2 separate regions of the Homo sapiens genome follow, and region 1 is linked to region 2. Evidence: read pairs that join two places in POLR2A ChIA-PET (ENCODE). Cell type or tissue: GM12878. All regions are shown on one strand. Links, peaks and the distances in the headings refer to the core of each region. The heading gives the core; the rest is flanking DNA.

The links. ChIA-PET counts read pairs that join two places held together with the same protein. Peaks named below come from ENCODE experiments on the same cell type or tissue, not always from the same donor. Only the 100,000 strongest peaks of a DNase experiment are listed, where the experiment ranks them.
Region 1: POLR2A ChIA-PET joins it to region 2 with 5 read pairs; 1 of 35 experiments calls an interaction of 5 or more read pairs at or near these places.

The regions. Positions count from the first base shown.
Region 1 is chr1:184,545,419-184,550,800 of GRCh38, reverse strand. The region is part of intron 3 of C1orf21 (chromosome 1 open reading frame 21); the gene reads right to left. Among named protein-coding and RNA genes, the nearest start is that of C1orf21, 160 kb to the right of the region's middle. In GM12878, for the core only: no CTCF peak of the experiment used is centred there; a DNase peak (open chromatin) is centred at 2,490.
Region 2 is chr1:184,159,151-184,164,532 of GRCh38, reverse strand. No RefSeq gene overlaps it. Among named protein-coding and RNA genes, the nearest start is that of TSEN15, 110 kb to the right of the region's middle. RefSeq lists enhancers at 553-612, 2,874-2,953. In GM12878, for the core only: no CTCF peak of the experiment used is centred there; DNase peaks (open chromatin) are centred at 712, 3,052 and 4,032.

The DNA of each region.
Region 1 (5,382 bases), core at 151-5,150, 390 kb before region 2:
TTTTGGGAGGCTGAGGCTGAAGGATCACTTGAGCCCAGGAGTTTGAGACCAGCCTGGGAAACACAGTGAAGCCCCATCTCCACAAAAAATATGGAAAAATTAGCCAGGCTAGGTGGCATGCACCTGAAGTCCCAGCTACTCAGGAGGCTGAGGTTGGAGGATCGTTTGAGCCCAGGAGGTCAAGGCTGCAGTGAGCCAGGATTGCACCACTGCACTCCAGCCTGGGTGACAGAATGAGATCCTGTCTCAAAAAACAAACAAACAAACAAACAAAGAAACAAACAAAACATAAAATCTCCACAACTTGAAGAGATGAAATCACTTCACGACAGCCAGGTCTACTGCTGTAACTCCTGTCTTGCAGCCCTGCCAGATAAAATTAAGAAGGCAGCAAAGAGAAATTTAGCAAATGTGTTCTAAATAGTATTATAATTTGCCTCTTTTTTTCTTGTATTGGGTGAAGAAAACTGAGCAGTCCATGAAATTAAAACAAATTAATTTACTTTCCTAAAAGGTTTTCAAAAATAGACAATAACAACCTTTACAATCTCATCTAGCACTACATGCGTTCCTTGATATTAAATCTTTTTTATTCTTAAACACTTATACTATTTGTTTTTACAAAACAAGATTCAATAGTCACTGGGACTTTAAGGAAAAATATCTATAACAACCCCAACCAACTACTACATTTTGTCACATCATGACTTAAACCAGCTTACCTTAAACATGCTGAGAACACTGACAACAGCCTACAGTTGGGCCAAATCAGGTAACGCAAAGCCTATTTTAAAATTAAGTGCTGATATCTCAGGTAATTTATTGAATATTGTGCTGAATGTGAAAAACAGAATGATTCCACACCACTGTAAAGTTGAAAAATCATAAATCAAACCATTGTATGCCAGACAGTCTGTGTATGATTGGATATTTTCAGTGAAATATAAAAACATTTATACATTATCTAAATCTAGTATTTATGTATATTATTTGTATACATAAAAATAAATAGGAAGATTACTCATATTGGGACTGTAGTGATGAATTTTTCATTAAAAGGAAAAGTGATAGACTAGAGAAAAAACACCTGGAATGTTCCAGAACTGCCTGGTTGGCAGTCCCTTCCTTCCCTGCTGCTCCACTCCTGAATTTTTACACATCACAAAAACAATCAAACAAAAAGAAAAAAAAAACTCAAAAGATGTTATATCATAGGGAAAAGTATGAGTAAGGAATACAATGTTATCTCCTTACCAGAAAACTAGAGACTACAAAATATTTTAAAATGCAACAACTAAAAAGGTAAAAATGTTAGTGTATGTAACTTTATATATTTAATACATATATTTAAATATAAATTTAGTATATTTTACAACACTGCTGTTGACTGAGAAGACAAATGCAAATAAACAGATTTGAAGATTTCGGGTGATTTCTTAATGATTCTACTTCATTAATTTAAAAGCAAAGTACTTTAAAGAAGGCGTCACACTTTTTAATGTAACCAGAGGAAGAAGAAGTCATCCCTTGACTGAGATTCTCACCCACTTCACCAAAATCATCACTCATCTTAAACCATTTTGCAGATGACAAAACTGAGTCTCAGATGTTGCTATTCTAAAGTTCCACGGCTAGGAGACTGAGCAGGACTTGAGCCCACCACCCCAGGAGTTCTTTAGCTTTTTTGTGCCATGTACTCCTCTGACAGTCTGGTAAAACCTATATACCTCTTCTCAGAATAGTATTTTTAAATTCCTAAAACAAATACATAGCACTAGAAAGGACAAAAATTATAAAGAAATAATAATTATCAAAATATTTTTAGGAAAAAATTGTGATAGAGTAATATATGTTCTTTATTAATGTATTAAATAAGAAGATATACTAGTGGGTCTGATAACTATGGTAATTTTAAAGGAGTCATGAGCATTAATATTTCAACAACTTTAACGTGGTATGAAAACAACCGTGACTTTTACTGTTGAAAAGTCACAGGTACTGCTATTACTACTGGCTTGTTGCCTACATTCACAATTAGGGTGTCATTTGCTGAATACTTTAGTTCCTTCTCCAAAGGAAAGTACCCTGCAAATTTGTCCAAATCAAAAGTCTAAAATTTCCATTAAAGGTTAGTGAAAATAAAGATGTAATTTTTTTTTCTCATGGAAGTTCACAGACTCCCTGAATTCTGTCTACAGACCTCTTGGGAACTGCCCATTCTGGCTAAGTGCTTAGTGTAGAGTCCAGGTAGACTTCTCTAAGGAGTCTGCAATGGGGAGAATGGCGTGAACCCGGGAGGCGGAGCTTGTAGTGAGTGGAGATCGCGCCGCTGCACTCCAGCCTGGGCGACAGAGGGAGACTCCGTCTCAACAAAAAAAAAAAAAAAAAAAAGAGTCTGCAATGGGTATAAAATGAATGAATAAATGCAAGTTCCCACTGAAACACTGAGGTGGGTCAGGCACCACTGCCAGATGGTTCACTTCCTCTTTCAGGGCCAATTTAACCAGCCCATGCTCCCTAACTACAGTGTGAGTGAGTGTGTGAGTGTGTGTGTGTGTGTGTGTGTGTGTGTGTGTGTGTGTGTGTTGGGGATTTGAGATATGGATTACTATACTTCCTAGAGGCACCTTCATTTACCTGCCTAACCAGTATCTTGTATCACCTGATTATCATTTTCTAAGATCACACAGCCTAGGGTACCAGAAGGTATAACAAGGTCTTTGGGAAACAGACCAGGTTGTGAGGCCCAGCACAGAGTAAAAGCCTCAGCTAGTCTGCAGCAGCCTCTGCTATGGTCAGGAGGAGCAGGAGATGGTCAAGTGGGTACTGATGGGACAGCAGCCAGTGCCACCGTGGCCATAGCAGGTATCCATTTCCAATGGTATAACTTGTCTGCCTTGGAGCAGCACATTTCTGATGCCCTGGGTCAACATTTCAGATTGTAATGAATGTCAAACAACTGTTACTGAGATTCTTGTCTGATATTCCCTACACCTTTTTTCTAGAGAGGAGCATACTCCAGTATTTTGATTATTCTCTTCATAAAGGATGGGATATGCTCATTTCATCTATTCAAATTTTTAGATTAACTTAAGATAGCTAAAAATTTAAATATCTAAAATGCTGCCAAAATAAAAGAGAAAACACATTTGGCTTTACTCTCTCAACTTTGTATGTGAGAGAGAACATTCCTGTGTTCATGTGCATGTGCGTGCACACGTGTACACTGCTTCGTGGGGAAGGAAACAGAGCTTCCCTGTGATTTCCTAGATTTCCTCCCTGTGGTTTTCAGAAACCATGTTCCCAGCAGCAAATCCAAAGACTTGCCTTGAGCATGCATGCCATTTTTGCAAAGAGACCAAAAAAAAAAAAAAAAAAAAGTCTGGATGTATCTTTAAATGGCAAGGAAGTAGGATCATAAACACAAATTTAAATAAGCAAAGAATGATTAAACTTCAAAGCAAAAAAGGAAACAGAATAATTCAGACCCTGATATAAATAAAAGAACAATACTCTAGTTCAAATTCCCTAGCTAGGCATTCAAGACCATGCTCAATCCAGCCCTACTAACTTGTCCTCAGAGGTCCTGCCCTGCATGGTCTGGCCTCTTCTGGCTGCTCCGGCTTTGTATCAACCTACTCTTGCCCTCATTCTCCTTCTCTAGACTCAGTTCCTGGAATATCCCAGGCTCTCTCCTACTTTGGTGACTTTTAACTGCAGTTTTATCTGCCTGAAAGGCTCTTGATGGTCTTGCCCATCACCCTTCTCCCATTTTTTAGTTACTGCTGTTCATTCTTCAGGTTTCATCTCAGGCCTTCCCTGATCCTCCAGATCAGCCAGATTTCCAAGGCCTGTGCATTAGATTGGGTCAACTGTGCTCTAAATCAGGGTGTAGAGTCAAGTATGGGGATGGCGAGGCTGCCCTACTGGCCAAGCCATGCACCTTAGTGCTGGGCTTTGTCCAGCTGGACACTTTTTCCAGTCCTTTATGTGAACTGGAAAAGACTCCACTGGCTTGCCAAACCATGTGCCTACAGGTTTTCATATACCTGGAGGTTGCCTTTTGTTTTGTCCTCTGAGAGCGGATGGCTTTTTCTTATGTGCACAAAGGCATGCATATCATATCATTGACCCTATAAATCTCCCTGCTTTACACATGCAATTGGCTTTTTCATTCATAGACTTAACAGAGTCTGTGGTCTGTAGTCATTGATATCTATGTATAATTAAGTGGTATCAGAGTTTCCCATTAGATGGTAAGATCCATTAGGGCAGTAACCATGGCTTTTTGCTCACAATTATCCCCAGTCCCTAACACAGGGTCTGGCACAGAATAGATGCTAAATGCATTTTTTTGTTTGGTTTTGAGATGGAGTCTTGCTCCTTCACCCAGGCTGGAGTGCAGCAGTGCAATCTCGGCTCACTGCAGCCTCTGCCTCCTGGGTTCAAGCAATCCTCCCATCTCAGCCTCCCAAGTAGCTGGGACTACAGGTGTGCACCACCATGCCCAGTTAATTTTTATATTTTTAGTAGAGACAGGGTTTCACCATGTTGGCCAGGCTCATCTTGAACTCCTGGCCTCAAGTGATATGCCCACCTTGGCCTCTCAAAGTGCTAGGATTACAGGTGTGAGCCACTGTGCCCAGCCTGCTAAATCCATGTTTATGAAGTGAATTAATTAAGAAGAAAGCCATAGATATGCTGTAATGAAAGAAATAACCAGACTTAGGGCAAGATGGAGGTGTCTAGCAGATTTACTTATACTTACTGAATAAATCAGGATTTGACAGATAGTAAGAAGGAAAAGTTGGCAGACCGAAGGACAGACTTTGCAACTTCATAATCGAAGGAGAATTTCCACTGAAGCATTTCACCCTAGGGCTAGGAAGAAACATGCTGCTTCTAGAAGAAATCAGAGTCAGGCTGGTAGTGCCTCAAGAGCCTGCTTGGGAATAAAGGGCGTTTTAAATAGGATAGCAAGCTGGGAGGGAACCTAAGTGAGACAAAAATCTAATGATTCATGAGATTCCAGGCAGACCAAGAACCCTGGAACTTGCAAAACTTGTTGCAACAAGAATTCTTGCTCAGTTGGCTGAAGACACTGAGGCAGAAAGCCTCTGTGTGTCACTTAGTGCACTGCACAACAGGAAAACCAGCTTCAAGTGAAGATCTGAGGCGAGCATAGGAGTAGTTATGGCCCGAACAGCCCTGAGACTTGGAAAATAAAGATCTGTATAGTTCCCTGAAGACAGGCAGGGAACACGAGCATCGGTACAGACTTAGGTGCCTCAATTCTAAATTTCTAAAAATTTCTCCCTATGGAAAGGGAGGGAGGGAAAAATGCAAAACACTTTTTCATTCTAGAAAAAAAAATATATGCTA
Region 2 (5,382 bases), core at 68-5,067:
CCTTGGGGAAGGGCTCATCCTGTTTTATGTTCATCCTGTTTTATGTTTTATGTTCATCCCTCCTTGGGTACTCTCTTGGGTACTCAGCCTTAGGGTACCACATAGAGTTATCTTATATATTATAATTGCTCTTTTAACATAATTTTAAAAAATTTATATTAAACTTTCTCTGTTTAAGTCACTGTGGTTTCTGCCCCCTCATGGACAAAGACTGACACAAAAGTGAAAGGGGCAGGGTGACAGATGTCAACAAGGATAGGCCGGCACATACTGGCATGTGTGGTCACCTACCCTAGAGATGGGAGGGTGGGTCCTGACTACGCTGGAGGCTCTGATTTATTTCTGAAGTTCAGCTATTTATTTGCCCTTGAGTTTTGAGACAGGCCTATTTCTTAAACTAAATTATATCTCTTTGCTTTTGGAGAGCTCAAGTGTGTTTCTGTTACTTGAAACCAAAAAAGCCATCATTAATAAATATGCAATTTCACATTCTATTAAATATGCCTCAGAAAAGGAAATAAAGGGATAAAGAAGGACTATTCTAGAAGCAGAAAAAAAAAAGGAGAAGGGAGATTATGCTGAGGATTAACATGAGAGAAAATCCTAGTTCTTTAAATATCTCAGTTGGGCTTGATGCTGATGTTAGGGCTTCAAGTTCTTCAGAGATGACTCATCCCTGTCATCTCTGACTGATGGGGAGCTCACACAAGGGAGCTAGATGGGGCACTGGCCAAGTGATTCTGCATGCAAGAGAGCATGGCTGAGGTCAAATGAGGCCTCCTACTCTTCACCCAAACTAGACTTTGGGAACTGCTCACCTCATGTATCTGAGAGAAGAGTTAGGTACGCAGAGCCCACCCAAATTCACCAGCTATAGCCAGTTGCAAGGACTAAGGCTGCTTCATAAATGAACCGCAATGGGACAGAGTGAAGGCCCACACCTTGGCAGCATGCTCCCAGTGAAGGGAATGCGTTGGGCTGGTTTCACTCTGCAGAGTCAATTCCTACCCATTAATAAAGCATGTCCTAGTAAATATTACACATTTGCCAATCAGACTTGCCATTTGTTTGCTTGTTTGCTTGTTTTTTGAGGCAAGGTCTCACTCTGTCCCCCAGGCTAGAGTGCAGTGGTGAGATCTCAGCTCACTGCAGCCTTGCCCTCCTGGTCTCAAGCAATTCTCTCACCTCTCAGCTAGTAGCTGGGACTCCAGGCACATGCCACCATGCCCAAGTAATTTTTGTATTTTTTGGTAGAGATAAGGTTTTCACTATGTTGCCCAGGCTGGTCTCAAACTCCTGAGCTCAAGTGATCCACTCGCCTCGGCCTCCCAAAGTGCTAGGATTATAGGCATGAGCCACCATGCCCAGCCCAGAGTTGCCATTTTTGTCTGAGGGAGGCAGACAAATCCATATGGGTCTGTAGCAGCCTCACTTCTTGACTCCCCAGAAGAAAGAACTCCACAGAGGGGTATAAGGCAGAGGGAAACACTGAAGCAAGTTTTAGAGCAGGAGTGAAGGTTTATTAAAAAGCTTTAGGCCGGGCACGGTGGCTCACGCCTGTAATCCCAGCACTTTGGAAGGCCGAGGTGGGCGGATCATGAGGTCAGGAGATGGAGACCATCCTAGCTAACACTGTGAAACCCTGTCTCTACTAAAAATACAAAAAATTAACCGGGCATGATGGCGGGCGCCTGTAGTCCCAGTTACTCGGGAGGCTGAGGCAGGAGAATGGCGTGAACCCGGAGGCGGAGCTTGCAGTGAGCCGAGATCACGCCACTGCACTCCAGCCTGGGCAACAGAGTGAGATTCCGTCTCAAAAAAAAAAAAAAAAAAAGAAGAAGCTTTAGAGCATGAACGAAAGGAAGTAAAGTACACTTGGAAGAGGCCCAAGGGGGCGAACTGAGAGATCAAGTGCACAGTTGGACCTTTTGACTTAGGGTTTTATATGTTGGCATGCTCCCAGGGTCTTGCATTCCTTCTCCCGGATTCTTCCCTTGGGAGGGGCTGTCCGTATGTGCAACAGCCTGCTAGCATCTGGGAGGGGAGCATGCGCAGTGTTTGTACTGGAGTTGTACACATGCTCACTTGAGGCGTTCTTCCCTTACCAGTTGCATGTCCTTAGAAGGTCATATACCAGTTAAGTTGCGCCATTTTGCCTTAGTGCACATGCTAGAGCCTACCCGCCCAACTCCTGATATCTTATCAGGAAGCTGCTGATCACCGGTTTCAGGTGTTTTCTATCTATTGGGAGACTGCCTTTCCCTGGGCTGGCTACAACCAATTATTAATGTTATGTTTAGAGAAATATTGTAACAACCACCTAACCATCACCTGATGGTCGCCTGACTTTCCTGGTGGGGCAAGGGGAGTCCTTTCCTGCCATGCTTATGTCTGACTAGCTACCTACTGTAACAGAGCCTCCCTCCCTGCACTTCCTCTCATGTTAAGATAGGACTGAAATTTTGGTGTCAATCCCCTCCTCCATGAGCCAAGATGAGAATTTAAGGAGTCAAAAGGAACACAAATATTCCTCCTTTTCAATAGTTAACTTTTACCTTACCTATTCAAATACAGGGATTTTTTAAAAATTCTGCACAGAATATTTGGTGAATTATAATAATCATGCCTGGAATCATTTTTATCTTTCAATGCACCTTTTCTTCAGAGTAAAAAAATGTTACATCAGTCCTTAGTAGAGTATGCAACTTGAGATGCTTTTGCTATGAATGGAGAGAATCTAAGTAGACTTATTCACTTTCTTTTATCTAGAAGTGCAAAGTTGGATAAGACGTGGTCTTTGCCTTTTAGAAAGAGGGGCACTTCCATTCACATTGTGTTTCTTTTGGCTCTGCTATGGAGAACAATAATTAAATAAGGTTCTGACCAATCAGAATGGATGATGAAACAAGAGTGGGTGCTGCAACCAGTCGGAGCTGATGTCACAGCTAATGACAAGGATGCTGGCTGTACACATGAAGCAGGCTGCGCAGTATGTTACAGTGGAGGTTATCTCTGGATCTGTGAGAACCCAAGTCTAAGCTGGTAGAAAGGACTGTGGGAGAGTCCCTGGCTGACTTCAGTCAAATCTTCCTGTCAAGTTGATGGCATTCAAAGATAGTAAAAAACTGGCAAGTAGTTGGGGATTTTTCAAGAATATTTCCCCCTGCAGCCTCCTCCTCCCATAGCTTTAATCATCTCAGTACATTGCAACACAGCTTTTCTAGTTGCTCTTTCCAAAATTTCTCCTCTTTTACTCTAACATCCTACATTTGCATTGTAAGCAAATCCTGACAACTCCACCTTCAAAATATGTCTAGAATCTGACTAGTTTTCAGCACTTCTATTAACTATGTTTCCTGGCCCAGCCACCCTCATTTCTTGCCTGGATCACTGGAATGTCTTTTTCACTGGTCTCCTGCCCCACTTCAGTCTATTCGTAATCTGACAGCCAGGGTGATTTCATTAAAATAGAGTAGGATTGTGTTGCTCCTCTCCTGGAAACTCTCCAATGGCTTCTCATCTTAGAGTAAAAGCCAAAGGTCTTACCCTGGCCTACAAGGCCCCACATTTTCTAGATCCCCATTATCTCTCTGACTGTATCTCCTACTAACTCAATGTGGCAGACTGATGGCAAATCTGGTCCTAATTCTCCACCCTTCACTATATTCACACCTTTTGCAATGTGACTCTGAAGCTCTTCCTATGAAGTGGAGTTTATTTCTCCATCCCTTGAAACTAAACTTGTCTTATCAATTGCTTTGGCCAATAGAATGTGGCAGAAGTGACAGTCTCCATTCTGAACTTAGGCCTTAAGAGGGCTTATGTGTGTTCTCTCTCTCTCTCTCTCTCTCTCTCTAGCCTCTCTCCCTCCCTTTCTCTCTCTGACTCTCTTTTGCTACTGGAGGATATGAGAAACAGAGATATGGAAGCAGACCTAAATCAACCCAGTCATCTTGTCAAAACTCTCAGATATGTAAGAGAGCTCAGATAAGATCAGCAAAGCTGTGCTGGCTTGCAGCTGACTGTGAAAGCATGAGTAAGCCCCACCAAGATCAGCTCAGATCAGCAAAACCATCTAGCTGATCTTGAGACTGAGGGGAAAACCTAAATGCTTATTACTGTATACCACTGAAATTTTGAGTTTGCTTGTTACTCAGCATTATTGCGAAATTGATGACTGATGCGTTACTTTGCCCATTATTCTCCAGCCTTCTGGAAAATGCCAGTCACCTCTCTACCTCAGAGTCTTTGCACTGGCTGTTCCCTCTGACTAGAATACTTCCTCTCAGTCTTCCTACCTCCAATAGCTGCATGCCTTGATCCCTAACCAACTTCAAATCTTTTCTCAAATGTCATCATCTTAGTGAGATCTTGTCAGGACATAACATATAATGCAACCTTCTTTGAACACTTAATATTCCCCCTTGTCAACTTTCAACTTTCTTTTCAGCATTTATTGCTGTCACATATATATATATTTTTTTCCTTGTTTGTTGTCTAACTCCCTTGTAAACTCCTTGGGAGCAGAGATTTTTTGACTATTTTATTCAAGATTATATTCCTATGCCCAAAATGGTATCTGGCACATAAAAGACACACAGTACGTATTTGTTGAATAAATATGTGAATGAATGTGAATTCTCCACAGAATAGTAGAAGTGATGAGAAAATGTTTTCCTCAATTTTAAAAAAATTGGTAAAAGCAAAAATAAAACATTATATCTGCTTGATCTATATAACTTCTCTCCGTCTCCACCACCATGATCCTAGTCATAGCTGCCATGAGCTCCTGTCTGCATGGTTGCAATTACCTCCTAACTAGTATTCCTGCCATCAGTCCTTGCTCCCTACAATTTCTTTTTCTCCATTGCAACCTGGATGATTTTCTGAAAGGGCAAACCGGAGAGACCAAAATCCTTAGCATGGCCCCACAGTCTCTTCTCCTCACTCTCTTTGCTCGTTCTCCAGTCTTCAGGTTTCCTGAAATAGTCATGCCTCTTCCTGCCTCAGGGCCTTTTCACAAGCCATCCCCTCTTCCTGGGAGATGTACTCTTAATCATCCCTCGGCCTAGTCAACTCCTACTCATCCTTCCATTCTTATGCAGAAAAGTTTCCCCTGAATCCACAGGCTCAAGTTTCTCTGAGAGTCTGTGCTTTCTGTTTAAGGCACACAATGCAGTTGATAATTCTGGGTTTGTGCAATTACTTGTTTGATGTCTCCTTTTTCCAATATACTGCAAGCTCAGTGAAGACCTAAAGCTATTCAACAGATCATCTGGCTAAGTTTGGCCTGAAGTTCATATAAGCCCTTTGAAATTGAGAGATTTGTAGTGTCAAACAGGAAACAACTATGAAGAAAGGGCTTTTGCATAACGAGTTGCA